Regions from separate parts of the Homo sapiens genome. Here region 1 is linked to region 2. Evidence: chromatin loops called from intact Hi-C (ENCODE). Cell type or tissue: mammary epithelial cell. All regions are shown on one strand. Each heading gives the region's core, and the rest is flanking DNA. Links, peaks and the distances in the headings are about the cores only. Region 1 has its middle 240 kb from the start of LINC02720. Region 2 has its middle 270 kb from the start of TENM4.

What was found. Hi-C counts contacts between places; a loop is a spot of excess contacts. Peaks named below come from ENCODE experiments on the same cell type or tissue, not always from the same donor. Only the 100,000 strongest peaks of a DNase experiment are listed, where the experiment ranks them.
Region 1: a loop joins it to region 2, with 12 times the contacts of the local background. A loop is called at or near these places in 9 of 110 quality-filtered maps.

What each region holds. Positions count from the first base shown.
Region 1 is chr11:81,000,303-81,010,615 of GRCh38, reverse strand. No RefSeq gene overlaps it. Among named protein-coding and RNA genes, the nearest start is that of LINC02720, 240 kb to the right of the region's middle. In mammary epithelial cell, for the core only: a CTCF peak has its summit at 3,367 (motif pointing right); a DNase peak (open chromatin) is centred at 4,835; H3K27ac peaks cover 1,842 bases.
Region 2 is chr11:79,703,773-79,714,085 of GRCh38, reverse strand. No RefSeq gene overlaps it. Among named protein-coding and RNA genes, the nearest start is that of TENM4, 270 kb to the right of the region's middle. In mammary epithelial cell, for the core only: a CTCF peak has its summit at 5,579 (motif pointing left); no DNase peak of the experiment used is centred there.

The sequences.
Region 1 (10,313 bases), core at 685-8,684, 1.3 Mb before region 2:
ATAATTATATTTCATAACCTTATTTGAATTAACACCTAAAAACCCACTTTTAATACTTGGTCTTTCCAGAAATTTTACCCATTTTTTTTAAATGGGATGATCCCTCAGATAGCTTTCTAAAGATTTCCCTGAAGCAAATATTCACTGATGATGCTAAAATACTCCAGTTTCTTTAAAAAGTAGTACCTATATATGTTTGAATTTCCTAATGACATTGTGATTTGGCTAGCCAATTATAGCAGTGGGTGTATGTGCATTTGGGCATGTGCATGTGGATGTGGATGTGCATGGTTTTCTCTGAACTGATAGCACCAAACAGGTTTGGAGAAATGCCTGTGCAGTTATTCTTTGCTACCCTAACCCACTGTAGATGTTATGTTGAGTAATCCAGCCACTTCTTTTCTCCTTATCCACTTTATATTTCTGGACACCAAGCTTTTCAAATGTTTAAAAATGATTTGAAGCCTGATTCTTAAGCATGTTAATTTATAAAGTCTCTAAGCTGAGACAAATATTTTAGTATGTCTCAGTACATAGCTTTCTCATTTTCCTTTCAGGTCAGTAGATAAATCCTTCTCTTAATATTTCATAAATGCCAGGAGTTAGTTAACAGTCCTGAAATACTATTAAATTAATCTCTTTTGTTCCTGACACAGCCTTTATTTTATTCTTTACCCCAGAAGATGTCACATTTGTAGATCATATTTATATTTTATCTGAAATACTGTGAGTGGTAGTTTCTTAAAAAAATACAGTGTTCTGTAGTGAAGTCTTAACAGTCACTATGGGAAATTTTGCAACCTTCAGAAAGCCTATTCTTTCAAAACTCAGAAAATTCTTACCTAATAAATAGAGACCAGTGCTAGAAAGTAGCTAGTAGGTTAAACCATGTACTTCACTGATATTTAGGTGTACATTTTTTTTTCACATTGGAGATTAGTATTCTGATCTCCTCCCTAAATAGGCAACTTACAGAAGCAAAACAACTATTGAAATTTTTTAAATGTATGAATTCTGAATGATATATCAAGTCATCTAATTTTTTATGAGGTCAAATTGTTGTTATTTATTTATTTTTTCCTTTGAATTCAATCATTGGGTTGCCTGGCATCTTAGAAACCTAGCTATGGCTTTGAGAATTTCCCCTCTTCCTCGTCTTCTTCTTTTCCACATGTTTTACCATGCCTTGGTTTTTCTTTCCATACTTTTTTTTTTTTTTGAAACGGAGTCTCCGTCTGTCGCCCAGGCTGGAGTGCAGTGGCTCGATCACTGCTCACTGCAACCACTGCCTCCCGGACTTAAGCGATTCTCCTGCCTCAGCCTTCGGAGTAGCTGGAACTACAGGCACCTGCCACCACGCCTGGCTAATTTTTTCTGTATTTTTAGTAGAGACGGGGTTTCACCGTGTTAGCCAGTATGGTCTCAATCTCCTGGCCTCGTAATCCGCCCGCCTCGGCCTCCCAGAGTGCTCTGATTACAGGCGTGGGCCACCGCGCCCAGCCTCTTTCTATAGTTTTCTAAAGCATAGTACAAGGGACCCTTCTCTTAATATTAGAATTACTATTACGGCAATCAAGCTGACATAACCAAATTTGTGTAAAACCATTGAAGTAAAATGGGCCACGTCATTATTATTATTGTTATTGTTATTTTGTGTACTCTATGACCACATTTTTTATTCAGATTCCATGACTATATTTCTATAATGGAAGCACCTAAGGAAAATGACTCCTAGTTTCTGCTGTATTGCTTTTGCTGCGGTGGAATGAGTTCTATCAGACAACTGGATGCATTTGAAAATCTTCATATTTTCACCCTGGAAAAGTCCTATTAGCTAAACTTGCTCCTGTTTAGAAATATTGACCAAAAAACATAGTCCATCTTGTAAAGGTATACTAGACATTTACTAAACAAGTAAACTAACTTCAAGTATAGTAAGTTTATTAATTCCAAAATCTAGAAATGCATGCCATAAAGTAAGTTTTTTGTTTCTATTGTTTGAAGGCCAATTTTCAGCCATAATATTAAGCTTCATACTTCTGGAAGAGTAAACCAAGCAGAACAGCAAGTTAGAATCTGGACGTAATATAACTATGGAGGATTAAAGTGGGGGCTGTGGGTAAAAATTTCTGAAGCCCTTTCTCAAATTAGCGGATTAAAGCAATTGTGACGTTCCCAGCGTATCACAAGTGGCCAATAAATATTGATTTCTTCGTTTTCCTTCTGTTTCCCATCATTTAAAATGCTTTCCATTTCTCCACCATTAAAAAATAGAAGTAATGTGAATGTTTGATGGTGTGTTAGTAAATCATTCTTAATTTTTTTTTTACAGTTGGGGATCTCACTATATTGCCTAGGCTAGATGAAAACTCCCAGGCTCAAGTAATCCTTCTGCCTCTACCTCCTGAGTAGCTGGGACTATAGGTGCATGCTACTGTGCCCAGCTATATCCTTAATTTTGAAAGTTTACTAAAAAATGCTTATGTACTCTCAGGGTGAAGACAAAGACAATGTACTCCACCTTTTTTTTTTTTGTTTTTTACATTTTATTATGAACAGCTCAGTGTTATCCTTAATAGATATTTGTTGATTGAAAATCTGATATAAAGTCAGTTGAAGGAGGTCTGAAAATATAAAGATTCTATAAAAGTACACAATATAGCAGTTTGCTAATATTCGGATGAAAAGTCTATCAAAAAGTCTATTATAGACTAATAAGTCTATCAAAACTGCTTTGGACTGTTCATTGTTGCACCACCATTGTGCCATGTACTCTCAATCCTCTCTTAAAAATTACTTCTGAAGACTGGTGTGGATTAATGCATTAAATGCAGTATAAAATCAGATAATGTGGGAGAAGAAATCTTGAATGACTTCTTTTAAATTAATATGTTTAAAAAACAACTGAAAAGATAATATTCTTCACGTTAATTGTCCCTGATACCCATTAATAATAGGTGCCTACATTATTGCAATACACATTCATTAACTATTAGGATTTTACAGTAGTTACATATCAAAACTGAATCTTACTGTGGCAATAAATTAAAATTAAATGAATATTAAATCTACACCTGGCTTTATTAAACCTAAAATTGATTACTTTGCTTTTGTCATAAAAAGTGACTTCTCTAAAAAATGTGATATATTTTTAAAAAGTACCAAACCAAGTATTATGATTCTTGGGTTTTAGTCTCAGCTGCACCACTCACTGACTGAGTGGCTTTAAACACGTCACTTGCCTGGCTAGACCTCCAACTGCTGAATTTTGAAAGAGAAATTTGATGTAGATTAATTTATATAATTATTTTTAACTTGAAACTTCTGTAATATATAAACGTACCCATGATTTTAAATTTTAGACACAAGGTGGCACTATTAGTAGTGATTCTAATTTGTTCCACAGATAAAACTAGGGGAATTTCAAGATCTGTGTATCCAAAGAATAAATCTAAATATATGAAGACACTGTATCTCACACACACACACACACACACACACACACACACAGTCTTGGTTATTTTTAACATCTGGATGAATGCTCAACAATTCAGTCAACCAAATGTTTGCTTGACATCAAGATGATTGATTTTTTAAAATGTTCACGAGAATATTTCAGTGTTAAGGTACACAATCAAGAAATATTTGCAAAAATATATGCAAGATAAAGATTGATACTGGTGTGATTTCAACATAAACAGGAACTCCTAAACAAGATCTATCAATTTTATAGCATGTAAGGAAAGGTATTGAAATGTGAACAAATTGCATAACTCAGTTTGCTATTAAATTAAAAAGAATGCATGTTGGTATGCAGACAATTTTCAAATGACACTAAAGGCAAAATTTGTTTTAAACTGGAAAGGTGTAGATGATGCAAAGAATTTAAATTATAATCTCTAGAACATTTTTGTTGAAATTTTCCAACATCTTGCTACCACTTCCTAAAACACTCTCCACACATACTGAAGACCATGAACTGTTTTGTGGCTAAATCAACAATATTACTTAATATAATATTACTTTTATAATAAACATATTTTTCCTAAAATCTGACTTCTTCCCGTTTGTTATGAAGATTCTCAAATTAAATCTTTCATGATCCAATTCAAATACAATTTTTCTCCTTTAGTGTTTTTCCTGATACTGCAGGAAAGTCTCTCCTAAATCATTTATAAAATTCTTGTACTTAAAAATGTTGTAGATCTTAGCAGTCCCCTAGACCATATTTTTTATCTTAGTGGTAATAAAACTGTGCTCCAGTGAGGAAGTATGATGGGAAGAAGCTCCACCTCTGATCAGCGATGGGGGAAGAAATCCAGTCCCAGTGTTCTTTCTACCATGTGCTATTTGTATGTTTCAGATGATAGACGGTGCTTTCCAACGGGAGTACGAATCTAATCTACCTGGCTAAACTGTAAATTCCTTCTAGTAAAGAGTTTATGTCTTTTCTCTCATACTGTCTAGCATAGTATTTGGTAATGTGGAGGTGCTTAGGGCATACATTTGAATAAACAAATGATTAACTCTAATGAACAATTTTAATAAAATTAATACTCACTTCTTCCATATTTGTGCCCACTGCAGTACTTCACTTCAGATAATTACATCTGATAATATTGTTTTACACCTCTACAGATCTATCTGTGGTGAAAAGTGATCATTTTTAAGTAGGTTTTATTGTAGGTTACTCTGAAATGGGTAATGATTACAAGCTCTTTGTGATTGCTCAGTGGTTATGACTCACCAGACCCCAGTTTAAATTCTTGCAACTGAATGAGTAATAAAGCTATGACTTACACCATCGTTGGTTCAAAAGACATTGGCTGAAAATATACTGTTCCCTGGAAAGGACTCTATCCTATGTTAGTTATGTGACTTTAGTAAGTGAGTCAATCTCCTTCAGCTTGTCTCCTCCTCAGTAGCCATGATGATGATAATTACTGCTCAGAGTTATTAATATTTTACTGACTAAATAATATGCTATGTACACAGTCCTAGGAACATAGAAATCTGGCACGTATGTTATGTAGATGATGTTGAAATCTTTTTCTTAGAACGAAGAAGATACAGAGGATGAATCAGTATATAACAGTAACAAAGGTAAAGTCCCTTTACCTCATTTCCCTCTACCAATTTTTGGTCAATTGTCAGTACTGAGCAAATACTTATGCAATGGCATCACCAGTCTTGGAAAACAATTACAAGGGATGTATAAATTGTAATAATCTACATAATTCTAGGTCTTTTTCTAATCTGTGAATGTGGAACCTTTGCAAATCCCACTCATATTTTACCCAAGTGTTCGTGTGGTTCTAGCCAGAAGTTTTAGATATGCTTACATCAACTTTCTGATGTTCTCCTCAGTCTCCCTTTTTGGTGGTCTTCCACTTCCGAGGCCACTTGGCAGGGGAGTGATTCCCACATCCCCATGCTAACCTCCCACTGCCCTTGGCTACCAGTGTTCAATTTGATAGGGCACGTGTCCATGCTGAGGATTCAGCCTATGATGAAGCCAACACTGTTCCTCACTGCTTCTTCAAGGACAAGCACAGTGCTTAGCATGAAACAGGTTCTTAAAAATATTTACATATAGAATAGATGAGAGGGACCAAAGCCTTTCCTAGAAGCTTTAATATATTGGAGCTACACTGTGTTCAGCAGAAAAAGAAAAAGTGTGGCCCTCCTTTTCCTTCACTGTCCTACTTTTCATCTGGGTTTCAAAAGTTGGATGGCATATGCTACCGTGTCAGGAGGTTTCTTTGTAAAACAGCTCCTTCAGCTTCTTCAGGCCCTTGTTCAAAAAAGCTGATGGCAAGTGTGCTATTCCTTTCAGTGGCTTTTAGGCCAATGTCTGAGGAAAATGCTGCCATTCTTTTCTTTCACTTTCCATTCTAGAACTGGTGCTTTCTCCCAGCCCAACTCTACTAATATTCTCCATATGTAGAGGAAAAGAGAGAATTTACTTACACAGCTCGTACAAGTTTAGTAGATATGCCCAGATATATTTAATTTCCTAACTAGATTCAAATCTTCTCTGCTGCTGCAAATAGATATTCAAAAAGCAAATCAAAATTAAAAATATAAACTATTTAGAAATTAAAGAAATGCAAGTATGTTTTTTAAAATTAAGAGATGCCGCTGTAACTGTACTCAGAGTAAAATATATAATTTTATGTACCTTAAAAATTATTACAAATAAGTCAACTAATTCAACTTTAGAAACTAGAAAACAAAACAAAAAATTATGATAGAAAAAAGCTTAATAAAGTTAAAAATTAATATTTTGTAAAACTAAAATTAAAGTTAAGAATGAAAAAGATAAAATGTATTTCTGTAAAAACATGAAAATAAAAAAAATAACCTAGCAGGACTGACACAGAAAATTTTTAACGTTAAAAAAATAGGAATGAAAAGTATAAGGTATAATTATAGATACAAGTGAGATTAAACAAAATAATGAGATTTTGTTTGCATAAATATAGAAATAAATTAGAAATACATAAAATGGATTCTTTTCTAGCAAGACATAAATTATCGAAGGAGTCCCAATTACACAAAAATAATTTTCAATAATATTACATGAAAAATACAGTGATGTGAAAGTATGGAAGGCAGTTTTTTAACTTTGAAGTAGTGAAACCAGTTTTAGCGTGACAAAACATAGTTGTCATAAGTAAAATAGTAACAAATTTAACTGCGTATCTATTAACAAGCAAATTTAAATGTAAAACACTTCTTATGTGGCTCAGCTCTATGCATAAAGTTAAAAAACAATGACATGCTGAAAGGAAAATGTAGCATACAGAACAGACATAGGGCTTTATGACACTTTTTTTTCTACAAATAAAATTTTAGGAAAGATAAACAGTCAAACAGAAAAATAGGCAACATATGAACGAGCAATTCAGGAAAAAAATTGAAATTTACATGACGTGAAAAGATGCTTAAACTTACTTCACACCTCAGGGAAATACAAAATTCAATAGTAACGAAACATGCATTTTTTCCTCACAAAACTTACAATAAGTTTTCAGTGTTGATAGATAATATCTATATTGACAGGGATTTGGGAAATGGGCATTCTCAGATGGTGTTAGTGAAAGTATAGATTGGTCAAAATATTCTGGAGAGCAATTTGGAGCCTCAGTTAAAAATTAAAGTACCAATGCTCATTTTCAGAAATCTACCACAGTAAAATGTTTGGATTAAAAGTATATGTGGGTATGAGAATCATTGCAGCATTGTGGTAGTGTTAGAATCAGTGAGGAACTTAAATGCCAGTCAATGGACAAATAGTTAAATACTGTGTGTGGTGTTCATCCAGTGGAAGAGTACCACGGTCATTACAAACTATGGAGTACATGTAGGTTAACTAAAGTCAAAAGATACATAATGCATTTTGTTGGGAAAAAATCAAGCTGGAAATATATGTATAAGATAAAATTTCATTTAAAAGTATGTACAATCATATATGAAATTATGTATCTCTTCACAGCACGTATAGGTTAATATATCCTTGAATAATGAAAGCTTCAAATTTATGTATCAAACAGTTAATGAACATTTCTGAAAGTTGTGATTGGAAGGAGAGATAAAGGGAAGGGAGAGTTTCACTTTTGACTTTATATACCTCAAAAAAAAAAAAAATGACAGATAACCAGTCATTTGAAATTTTTTTTCTCCAGTTTTCAAAAAGAAATATTTTAAAAAGTAAGTCATGGTGCTTACATGTCCTAACAGAGAGACGAGACCCAAGCTGTGAGCGTCAGTTAGGGGAGGTACAATGAATGCAGTTGGTTCAAGGGAGAAGTAAGTCTTCAAGTAGAACTTTGGATATGTTAACTGTTCTGAGGAAAAATAAGTATAGTTCTTTAAGTATTATCCTAGTTGACTTTAGACTTCATCTGTGGGATGTAGCACATTTCTTTTCGGCTTGATTTCTATACTGTCTAATTCACATCGGTGTCCTTCCCATTTATAAACATGTTGCCTTTGCATGACACATGATGGAGATATTGTCTTATGCAATGTCTTTCAAAGCAAGAGTCTTCACACGTTCCTAGATTTTATAATCAGTTTAGTGATTCTTGATCAGCATGTGTTAGAAAATAAAATTGGTATGGACATAATAGAATGGATGGATGGATATTCGAATGGAATAGAATAGAGTGTACTATGTATAGTAAGATACTCTATTATTTCATGAAACTTTGGCTTTAGGTATGTGGTTGTGTGTACTAGGCTGCAATGTAAAATTTATTCCTATTATGAGTCAGTGATAAAATGTTTGGAAGCCATTGGTCTCAATCCAGATCTAGAAATAAGTCATAATATAATCTTGTGGAAGCCTCTAAAGAAAATGTGATCTGTAAATTTGTCCGAGAGGGGTCCAAAGCAGGACTTCATGCTGGCAAATAGCAATTTTCATTATTTGGATTTCCATCATTATAGCAAAGTGCTTTCAGATATTGAAGACTGTTTTTTCTTTCTAACTTGTGATGACTACTTTAAAACTGTATACATTTTTAAAGTGTTTATATTTTAATGTTGTACCTTTCAAAATAATGTACACGGTGACATATTAGATAGTCCTCGAAACCATGGAAAAAACATTGTTACAGTAAAACTAGCATGGTCATATTATGAAAGAATGCAAAAGTCATATGCATTTGTAAATGTAAGATACAAGACTTCAAAGATTTTTCTCCCCTGCAGTGGTCACTGCAGATTCTGCCCCTGAAATCCCAGAGGAGCCTATTCACTCTCATGTCCCAGGGAGAACTTCAGTGGAGAAGCATTGCTGTACACCATTGTAAGCCAGAACCATAATTAGCAAGTAACACCTTTGCAGAAATTCATTGACACCTAAATGAGAGTAGAAAGAAGTCTTTGAATAGAAAATAGGGAGGTAATAACTTCTGGCTATACTGTGCAATTTTGTTTTCAAGGAACAGAGTTCAATCAAATCACCTCAAGTACTGGGGATTTATAATAGAGATAAACACAGAAATAAGAACGACAAGGAGAAGAATGAAAACAGGAATGTTGTGGGTACTCAAAGTAGCTCCATAGCTTGAAATGGAGCCTCCATGAAACTTAAGATGTAATTTTGGAACAAAGGAAGCAAATAGTCAGGGTATTTGTTACCATTGTGCTTCTCTGTTTCTGCAGGCTCCCATAAAACTATTTGGTCTTCTGGTTGTATTATTTTTGGTTTTTGCATGGTTCTGTATTCTAAATATAATGTCTCTTATAGTGTCTACTATTTCATTGTCTCTACTGCCTGCTAATTGCAAAATATGACTGACTGTCTGCCTCTTCAGTTCATATTTTGAGAGTGCATTTTGAGTGGCCTGGCTACTAAAGGTGCTTTCTGCCACCAGCTGAGTGTGATGTTTAGAAGTGCAGATTCTGGCACCCCATTGCCTGGTCCACAGCCCAACTCTACCTACAGAGTACTAGGTATGTGACCCTGGCAACTTATGTAAAGTTCTGTGCTCCAGTTTCCTCATCTATAAAATGATATCAATCTCATAGGATTGTTGAAGAGTTGATATATGTTAAGTGCCTAGAAAAATATCTGTGACTCATAGTGGGCCCTAAATAAATGTTAGGTAGTAAAGTAAAACTTTTGTTGCAGTCTTTCTCAGGTTACTAGATAACCACAATGTGCAGAACGTTACTTCCTAATTCATATGAATGAGTATCTACTGTGTGCCAAGAATGGTGATAAAGCTCTCATACTGATAGGGGAATATAAAATAAAAGCAAGTAAAATCATATATGAATGAAGTAATTTGAGGGAGTGATAAGCACAGTGAAGGAAAGAAGGAGGAAGATTGGTGCTTTAGTGATTAGAGTGGCAGGATGTAATTAAGGATAAAACATCTGAGTTGAGACCTAAATAACAGGAGAAACTTGTTATCAGATTGTTGGCATGGAAGGCCAACATTTTAAGTAGAAGAAATACAGTCATGTTTTGCTGAATGATGGGGATATGTTCTGAGAAATGCATTATTAAACAATTTCCTCATTGTGCAAACATCATAGAGTGTACTTACACAAACCTTGATGGCATGGCCTACTACACCTAGGCTATAAGGTATGGCCTGTTGCTCCTAAGCCAAAGCCTGTAGAGCATGTTACTGTAGTGAATACTGTAGGCAAGTGTAACACAATGGTAGGTATTGTGTATCTAAACATATCCAAATAAAGAAATGGTATAGTAAAAATGGGGTCTAAAAGATTTTTTAAAATGGCATATCTGTATAAGTCACTTACCACAATGGAGCTTGCAGGACTAGAAGTTG
Region 2 (10,313 bases), core at 1,049-9,048:
AGCATCCCTCCATATTAAAAACTCTCAACAAACTAGGCATTGAAAGAACAGACCTCAAAATAATATGAGCCATCTATGACAAACCCACAGCCAACATCATACTAAATGAGGAAAAGCTGCAAGAATTTCCCTTGAAAACTGGCACAAGACAAGGATGCCTTCTTTCACCATTCCTGTTCAACATAGTATTGGAAGTCCTGGCCAGAGCAATCAAACAAGAGAGAGAAAAAAAGGGCATCTAAATAGAAAAACAGGAAGTCCAACTATCCCTGTTTGCACACAACATGATCTACATTTTGAAAACCCAATAATCTCACCCAAAAGCTCTTTAAGCTGATAAACAACTTCAGCAATTTTAGGATACAAAATTAATTTACAAAAACGAGTAGCATTCCCATATACCAACAACATCCAAGCTGAGAGCCAAATTAAGAATGCAATCCCACTCACAACTGCCACAAAAAGAATAAAATACCTAAGAATACCACTAACCAGGGAGATTATAAACCTCTCTAAACAGAATTACAAAACACTGCTCAAAGAAATCAGAGATGACACAAACAAATGGAAAAACATTCCATGTTCATGGATAGGAAGAATCAATATTAAAATGGCCGTACTGCCCAAAACAATTTACAAATTTAATGCTATTCCTATCAAAGTACCAGTGATATTCCTCATAGAATTAGAAAAAACTATTTTAAAATTTAAGTGGAACCAAAAAGCCTGAATAACCAAGGCAATATTAAGCAAAAAGAACAAAGCTGGAGGCATCACATTACTCAACCTCAAACTATACTACAAGGCTAAAGTGGACAAAACATCATGGTACTGATACAAAAACACATTGACCACTGAAACAGAATAGAAAGCCAGAAATAATGCAACACACCTACAACAATCTGATGTTTGACAAAATCAACAAAAAACAAGCAATGGGGAAAGGACTCCCTATTCGATAAATGGTAGGGGATAACTGGCTAGCCATATGCACAAGACTGAAACTGAACTCCTTCCTTATACCTCATAAAAAAATCAACTCAAGATAGACTAAAGAATTAAATGTAAAACCTAAAACTATACAAACCTTAGAAAATAAACAAGGCAATACCATTCTGGACATAGAACCTGACAAACATTTCATGATGAAGATGCCAAAAGCAATTCCAACAAAAACAAAAACTGATAAATGGAACCTAATTAAACTAAAGAGTTTCTGAACAGGAAGAGGAACAATGAGCAAAGTGAACAAACTACAGAATGGAAGAAAATATTTGTAAACTATACATCTGCCAAATATCTAATAACCAGCAACTATAAGAAATTTAAACAAACTTACAAGTAAACAACAAACAATCCCGTTAAAAAGTGGGCGAAGGACATGAACAGGCACTTTTCAAAAGAAAACATGCATGCAGCCAACAAGTGTATGAAAAAAAGCTCAACATCACTGATCATTAAGAAGTAAAAATCAAAACCATCATGAGATACCATCTCACACCAGTTAGAATGGCTATTATTAAAATATCAAAAAATAACAGATGCTGGCAAGGTTGTGGAGCAAAGAGAACACTTATGCACTGCTGGTGGGAATGTAAATTAGTTCAGTCATTGTGGAAAGCAGTGTAGTGGTTTCTAAAAGAACTTAAAACTGAATTACCCTTCAACTCAGCAATCCCATTATTGGGTATATGCACAAAAGAATGTAAATCATTCTACCATAAAGACATACACACATATGTGCATCACAGCACTATTCACAATAGCAAAGACATGAAATTAACCTAAATGCCCATCAATGGTAGATTGGATAAAGAAAATGTGGTACATATACATCATGGAATACTATGCAGCCATAAAAAAGAATGAGATAATGTCCTTTGTAGCAACATGGATGGAGCTGGAAGCCATTATCCTAAGCAAACTAATGCATACAGAAAACCAAATACCACATGTTCTCCCATATAAAATGAGAGCTAAACATTGAGTATATATGGATACAAAGAAAAGAACAACAGACACCAAGGCCAGTTTAAGTTGGAGGGTCAGAGGAGGGAAGGGGAGGATCAAAAACTACCTATCAGGTACCATGCTGATTACCTCAGTGATGAAATAATCTGTACACAAAACCCCCAGGACACAAAATTTACCTGTGTAACAAACATGCACATGTACCCCTGGACCTAAAATAAAAGTGAAAAACAAAAAGAAATATAATGACACTTTGGGAGAGTTGTTTGTAGTTTGGCATGCCAGAAGTACACAGTAGGGGTGGGATCACAGGAGATGATGCTGCAAATATAGTCAGGGCCCAGATTATAAAGTTCCTGAAAGTTCCTACTTCATACCTGCTATTAGTAGACAATAGATCAGGCAAAGGAAGTTTGGCCAGGTCAGAGATACTAGGGGAAAAAAGCTTTCTTGGATTCATTGTATTGAATTTACTTGGATTGTATTGAATCTATAGATCAATGTAAGTTGAGTTGTTATCTTAAGAAATTGAACACAGTATATCCTTCCATTTATTCAGATCTATTTTAGTTTTGCTCAATAACATTTTGTAGCCTTCAGTGTAAAGGTTCTCTACATCTTTGTTAAATTTATTCCAAAATATTTTATGTTGTATAACATGTAAATGAAAGTATTTACATATTTACTGCTATAAATTTTTAGTGATTTTTACATGTTAACATTGTACCCTACTATTTTGCTAAATTTACTTATTAGGTCTAATATATGTATTGCAGTTTCCTGTGGATTTTCTGTGTAAATGATTATATTAGCTACAGATAGAAACAGTTTTACTTCATCCACTTTATTAACTTTCCAGTATTTTTATTGTTGGATCCTTTCTTCATTTCCTATCTAGGAGACACAACCTAGAAAAAGTATTCAGTATTTTCAGCCTAGGAAAAGTATTCAGTATTTCACCATTAGGTATAATAATTGCTACAGGGTTTCTGGTAGAGTCCTTTATTAGCTTATAGAAATGTTCATCTATTTTTAGTTTTCTGGGACTTTTTTTTAACATGAATGGATTTTAAATTTTGTAAATTTCTTTTTCTGCATCTATTGAAGTGATTATGTGATTTTTCTTCTATATTAATATAGCAAATAGCATTAATTAAGTTTAGCATGGTGGGATTAAAACTTACATGATTATGATATATTATTCTTTTTTTCTATTACTGATTCAACTTGCTAATCTTGTTAGGTATTTTTGCATGTATGTTCATAAGGGATATTAGCCTTATTTACTTTTAATATTTTGTCAGATTTTGGCATTATGGTTATGCTGGCTTCATAAAACAAGTTGGGAAGTTTTTCTTCTCTGTTTTGTGAAACTATTTATGTAAGATTGGTTTCAGTTCTTTCTTTAATGTCTGATAGGATTTGATAGGATTTAATTTTATTTATTTATTTACTTATTTTTTTGAGTTGGAGTCTTGCTCTGTCACCAAGCTGGAGTGCAGTGGCTCGATCTTGGCCCACTGCAATCTCCAGCTCACTGCAACCTTCACCTCCCGGGTACAAGTGATTCCCCTGCCTCAGCCTCCCAAGTAGCTGGGACTACAGGCACGTGCCACCATGCCCAGCTAATTTTTTGTATTTTAGTAGAGACAGGGTTTCACCATGTTGGCCAGGATGCTCTCAACCTCCTGACCTCATGATCCGCCCGCCTCAGCCTCCCAAAGTGCTGGGATTACAGGCATGAGCCACTGCACCCAGCCAATTTTGTTTCTTTTTTTGTTGTCTGATAGAACCAGTAAAGCCTTCTAGACCTGAAGTTTTCTTTGTGAGAGGATTTGATAATGATTTAATTTCTTATTAGAAATAGGGCTATTCAGATTTTCTGTTTTTTCTTATGTCAGTTTTGGTAAACAGTATTTTTCAAATAATGTGTTGAATATGTTGTTGAATATGTGACATAAGTTATTAATAATATTCTTTTAATATCATTTAAGTATCTGTAGTATCCAAAATAATAATCCCTTTTCTTATGTTTGATATTGATAATTTGTATTTTCTCATCCTTTTCCTTAATCAGTCTAGCTAGAGTTTTACTAAGTTTCTGAGTCTTCAAAAAACTCACCTTTGGGCTTTACTAATTTTAAAAATTATTAGCCATTTTTTATACACTTTATCTTAGACATATTATTTTTATTACTTTCTTTTTTCTAATTTTGCATTTATTTTGGTGTTCTTTTGGTGGCTTCTTACAGTAGTCTCAGGGGTCATTGTTCAGAGCAATAACTCTCTCTAAACATTGCTGTTGTTCTATCTTGCAAATTCTGATATGTTGTATTTTTATTCGAATTTAGATCAAAATGTTTTCTAATTTTCTGCATGATTTCTTTTATCCATGTATTATTTAGAAGTATATTTATTATCAAATATTGTGATATTTCAAGGTATCTTATTGTTATTATTGACTTCAAATTAATTCCATTGAGATCAGAGAACATACTTTATATAAATTTAATCCTTTTTAATTGTTTTAATTTCTTTAATTTGTAGCTGAAAACATAATCACTCTGATGAACACATGTACTTGAAAAGAATGAGTATCTTCTAGTTACAGCATAGTGTCCTATACATATTAATTAGTTTAAGGTGTTTGATAGTTTTGTTCAGAACATTTATGTCTTTTATTTTTTCTAATTTCTGAGAGAAGGATGTTAAAGTCTCCAGTTACTACTGTAATGATCCATTTGTTCCTTTTTGTCAATTCTAAATGTCTTCTTGATGAGACCTTTTATCATTTCATAGGGGCTTTTTTTGTCTGTTTTTTGTTTTTATTTTTGTTTTTGTTTTTGTTTTTGTTTGATTTTTTTTCCTGAGACAGGGTCTCATTCTGTTTCCCAGACTGGTGTGCAGTTTTGCTATCATAGCTCACTGAAGACCAGAACCCCTAAGCTCCAGCAATCCATAAAGGGGCTTTTTATTTTTTATTTTGTAATTATGTTATTTTTTGTCCTTAATAAAGCTCTTTGTCTTGAGATCTATATCAGTCAAGGTCCAGAAATCACACAGAAGTGGAACAGGGCAAATTTAATCTAAGGAATTGTTCGGTAGTAACAGGAGATTAATTACTAAGGGGCAGAGCAAGCTCTACCATGAATGATGAATGGCAGGTACAGAGAGCAGCTACTACCTCTGGGGCTAAGGAACAGTACCTAAGGAAGAAACACATTTTGAACAGGGCCGGAAGCATGAGACTCAGACCTGGTTGGAAATGTGAGTTTGGCACATTGGATGGCCGAGAAGTTCATGGAGGTACAAACTAGAACTGGCAGCACAGTAGGGTCCTGACAAAATTCACTAGGAAACTACTCACTAAGGTGTCGCTGGAACTCACTGGAAAGGCACCTACTGAGGCACCCGAAAGAGTCATTGGAATGTCAGCTGGTGCAAACTGGCTAGAAAGCTGCCCAGAAAGTTGCCACTAAGTCAGTGGGAAGCGAGCACCACTGGATGTCTTGCACACACACTACAGGCCACTCATGCCTGGGAGAAAGAAGAAAAGTACACCAAACCGGAAAGAAAAGCCCTTTCCTCCTACCGTGTCCCTGCAGCACCCTCTACTGACATAACGTAACAAAGTTGGCAATGGTGAAATATTTAAAGTCCACCTACAGTACCATAAAGCAGGCCAAAGGAGGATGGATTTGGAGCTGGGAGACAATAAAATTGATAACTGGCGAAAGCAGTAATCTGTTTGCTACAAAATCAGCAAGTCCAGCTGTTTATGTTTACTGTTTACGTGGTTATCTTTTTCCATCCACTTACTTACAGGCATTTCTTTTAGGTAGGATATAGTTGCTTTGCTTCTTGCTTTTTTAAAAAAATAAATTCTGTTAATTTCTGGGTTTTAATTGAAGTATTTAGTCCATTCACATTTATTGTAACTATTGTCATGGTTGAATTTAGGTCTGCTAGTTTAGTTTGTTTTCTGTTTGTCTCCTCTCTTTTTGCTTCTTTCTTTGTTCTTTACTGCCTGGTTTTTAAAATAATTTTTAGAATTCTATTTATTTTATCTTTTGGTTTTTTTAGTTCTCTTTGCATTATTTTCTTTTTCTAAAAGAAATCTTTTAGTGATTGCTCTGGGGATTACAATTTATGTCCTTAACTTTTATCTCTATTTAGAGTTAATAGCGTAACACATCATAAAATGTAGAAACCTTGTAACCCCATATACTCATTTATCACCCCTTCCCTTATGTTATAGCTGCCGTAATATAATAACTGAAAATATTACAGTCCTAAGACAATGCTACAATTTTTGCTTTATTTTAAATAAATTAAGAAAATCTAGTATGTTATGTTTATCCAGATATTTAAAATTTCCAATGCCTTTTATTCCTTCCTAAGGACAGATGTTTCTATCTGGTATCATTTTCCTTGAATCTGAAACACTTCATTATTTCGTATCATGCAGATCTTCTGACAATAAATTATGTTGGTTTTATCTTTTTTGTTTAATTGTTGTGGGGGGTTCTTTTATTTGAGATGGGGTCTCACTCTGTCACCCAGGGTGGAATGCAGTGGTGCAATCATAGCTTACTGCAGCCTCAAAATTCTAGGCTCAAATAATCCTCCTGCCTTGGTCTGCCAAAGTGCTGGGATTACAGACGTGAGCGACTGTGCCTGGCCTGTTTTGTTGTAAGATATCTTTATTTTCACCTTTATTCTTGAACGAAAATATCATTGGTTATTTTTATTCTGGGTATTTTTTTAACACTTTAAAGATTATTGCACGACTCTCTGGACTCCATATTTACTGATAAGAAATCAGCAAGATTTTGAGTTATTATTGCCCTTTATGTAATGTGTCATTTCTCTCTGAGTGCTCCAAAGGTTTCTATTTTTGGTTTTTAGTAATTTGACTGTGATCTCCCTAGATGTGAATTTCTTTATATCTATCCTGCTTGGCATTTTCTGAATTCTTGAATTTGTAAATTTATGTCTTCTCCAAAGTTTGGGAAATTTTAGCCACTAACCCTTTCAACAATTTTTATTCCTTATTTCTTTCACCTTCTTCTGAATGTCCAGGAGACTTTTTGCTATTTTCCCATAGTTCCTCAAGTCTCCTCTCACTTCTTCAATAATATTTTTACTCTCTCCTCTTTAGTTTGCATAATATCTACAGATAGTTTCCTCCGTTATCTGCAATCTACTGTTAAGCACATCCAGTGAATAATTATTGCACATATTATACTCTTCAGTTTGATCATTTTCATTTTGTTCTTTTTATTTTTACAGAATTTTCTGTTTTTGTTTTTTTTTTTTTTTTTGGCAGACACATCCTAGAGGTCCACATTATTTCTTTTGAATATTTTCTGTTTTATTTTTATTTTTTTGAGACTGTTAATTTTTTAAAAATCACAGTTATACTGAGATATAATTCACAAACCATAAGATTCACCCTTTATAAGCACACAATTCCGTAGTTTTATTAGCACATTCACTGAGTTGTGCAACCACTACCACTATCAAATTTCACATCACTTTTTAAATAAACTTTTAGGTTCAGGGGTACATGTGCAGGTTTGTTACGTGGGTAAACTTATGTCACAGAGGTTTATTGTATAGATTATTTCCTCACTTAGTACTAATCTTAGTACTCAATAGTTATTTTTTCTGCTCCTCTCTCTCCTCCCACCCTTCACCCTTAGGTAAGCCCCAGTGTCTGTTCCCCTTGTGTCCATTTGTTCTCATCCTTTTGCTCCCACTTATGAGTGAGAACATGTGGTATTTGGTTTTCTGTACATATGTTAGTTTGTTAAGGATAACAGCCTCAAGCTCCATCCATTATCTCATTCTTTTTTATGGCTGTATAGTATTCTATGTTGTATATGTACCATATTTGCTTTATCCAGTCTGCCATTGATAGGCATTTAGGTTGATTCCACGTCTTTGCTATTGTGAATAGTGCCACAATGAGCATATGCTTGCATCTGTTTTAATGATAGAATGCTTTATATTCTTTTGGGTATATACCCAGCAATGGGATTGCTGTGTCAAATGGTAGTTTTGTTTTCAGCTCTTTGAGGAATCACCACACTGCTTTCCACGGAGGCTGAACTAATCCACAGTCCCATCAACAGCGTGTACGCATTTTTCTCTGCAACCTCGCCAGCATCTGTTATTTTTTGACTTTTTAATAGTAGCCATTATGTCTGTGAGATGGCTAATATTAAAAATAATAAATATTTAATAAAATAAAAAATAAGATTTTAATAGAAATAAATGTTTAATTTGATATTTAAAAATTTAATAAAAATAAATGTTTGATAATCGCCATCTCATGGTCAGAATGGCTATTATTAAAAAGATGTGAGATGGTATCTCATGATGGTTTTTATTTGCATTTCTCTAATGATCAGTGATGTTGAGTTTTTTTCATATGCTTGTTGGCTGTATGTATGTCTTCTTTTGAAGTGTCTGTTCATGTCCTTTGCCCACTTTGTAATGGGGTTGGTTTTTTCTTATACATTTGTTTAAGTTTCTTACAGATGCTGCATATTAGACCTTTATCAGATGCATAGTTTGCAAACATTTTCTCCCATTCTGTACATTGTCTATTTACTGTGTTGATAGTTTCTCTTGCTGTGTAGAACTCATTTACTTTAATGGGATATCATTTGTCAATTTTTGCTTTTGTTGGGACTGCTTTTAGCATCTTCATCATGAAACGTTTGCCAGGTCCTATGTTAAAAATGATACCGCATACAGTGTCCTCCAGAGTTTTTGCAGTTTTTTGTTTTACATCCTTAATCCATCTTGTGTTGACTTTTCTATATGGTGTAAGGAAGGGGTCCAGTTTCAATCTTGTGCATGTGGCTGGCCAGTTATCCCAGCACCATTTATTAAATAGGGAGTCCTTTCCACATTGCTTTTGTCAGCTTCGTAGAAGATCAGATGGTTGTAGATGTGTGGCCTTATGTCTGGGCTCTCTATTCTGTTCATTGGTCTATATGTCTGTTTTTGTATCAGTACGATGCTGTTCTGGTTACTGTAGCCCTGTAGTATAAAGTCAGGCAGCATGATGCCTCTGTTTTGCTTTTCCCCCCTCCCTACTCTTTTTACTTAGGATTGCCTTGGCTATTTGGGCCTTTTCTTTGCCTCCATATGAAACTAGAATTTTTTTTTCTAGTTCTGTGAAGAATGTCACTGGTAGTTTGGTAGGAATCGCATTGAATCTGTAGATTGCTTTGGACAGTGTGGCCATTTTAGTGATATTGTTTCTTCCTATTTATGAGCATGGAATGTTTTTCCATTTGTTGTGTTATCTTGGATTTCTTTCAGCAGTATTTTGTAAGATCTCATTGTAGAGATCTTTCACTTCCCTGGTTAGCTATATTCCTAGATGTTTTACTTTTTGTGGCAATTGTGAATGGGATTGCATTCCTGATTTGGCTCTTGTCTTGGCTGTTGTTTGTGTATAGAAATGCTAGTAATTTTTATACATTGATTTTGTATCCTGAAACATTGCTGAAATTGTTTATCAGCTTAAGGAGCTTTGGGACCAAGACTATGGGATTTTCTAGATAAAGGATCATGTTATCTACAGACAGGGATAGTTTGACTTCCTCTCTTCCTATTTGTATGCCTTTATCTCTTTCTCTTGCCTAACTGCACTGGCCAGGACTTCCAATAAAACTCCTATGTTGAGTAGGAGTGGTGGAAGAGGGCATCCTTGTCATATGCTGGTGTTCAAGGGGAATGTTTCCAGCTTTTGCCCATTTAGTATGATGTTGGTTGTGGGTTTGTCATAGATGGCTTGTATTAGTGTGAGGTCTGTTCTATCAATACCTGGTTTGTTGAGAGCTTTTAACATAAAGGGATGTTGTATTTTCTTGAAAGCCTTTTCTGTATCTGTTGAAACGATCATGTAATTTTTGTCTTTAGTTCTCTTTATGTGATGAATCACATTTATTGATTTGTATAGGTTTAACCAACCTTGCATCCCAATGATAAAGCCTACTTGATCATGATGGATTAGCTTTTTGATGGACTGCTGGAGTCAGTTTGCTAGTATTTTGTTAAAGATTTTTGCGTCAGTGTTCATCAAGTATATTGGCCTGAAGTTTTGTTACTGTTGAATCTCTGCCAGGTGTTGATATTGGGATGGTGCTGGCCTCATAGAATGAGTTGAACAAGAGTTCCACCCCCTTGGTTTTCTGGAATAGTTTAAGCAGGAATGGTACCAGCTCTTCTTTACACATCTGGTAGAATTCAGCTGTGAATCCTTCTGGTCCTGGGCTTTTTCTGGCTTTTTTTTAATTACTGATTCAATTTTGGAACTCATC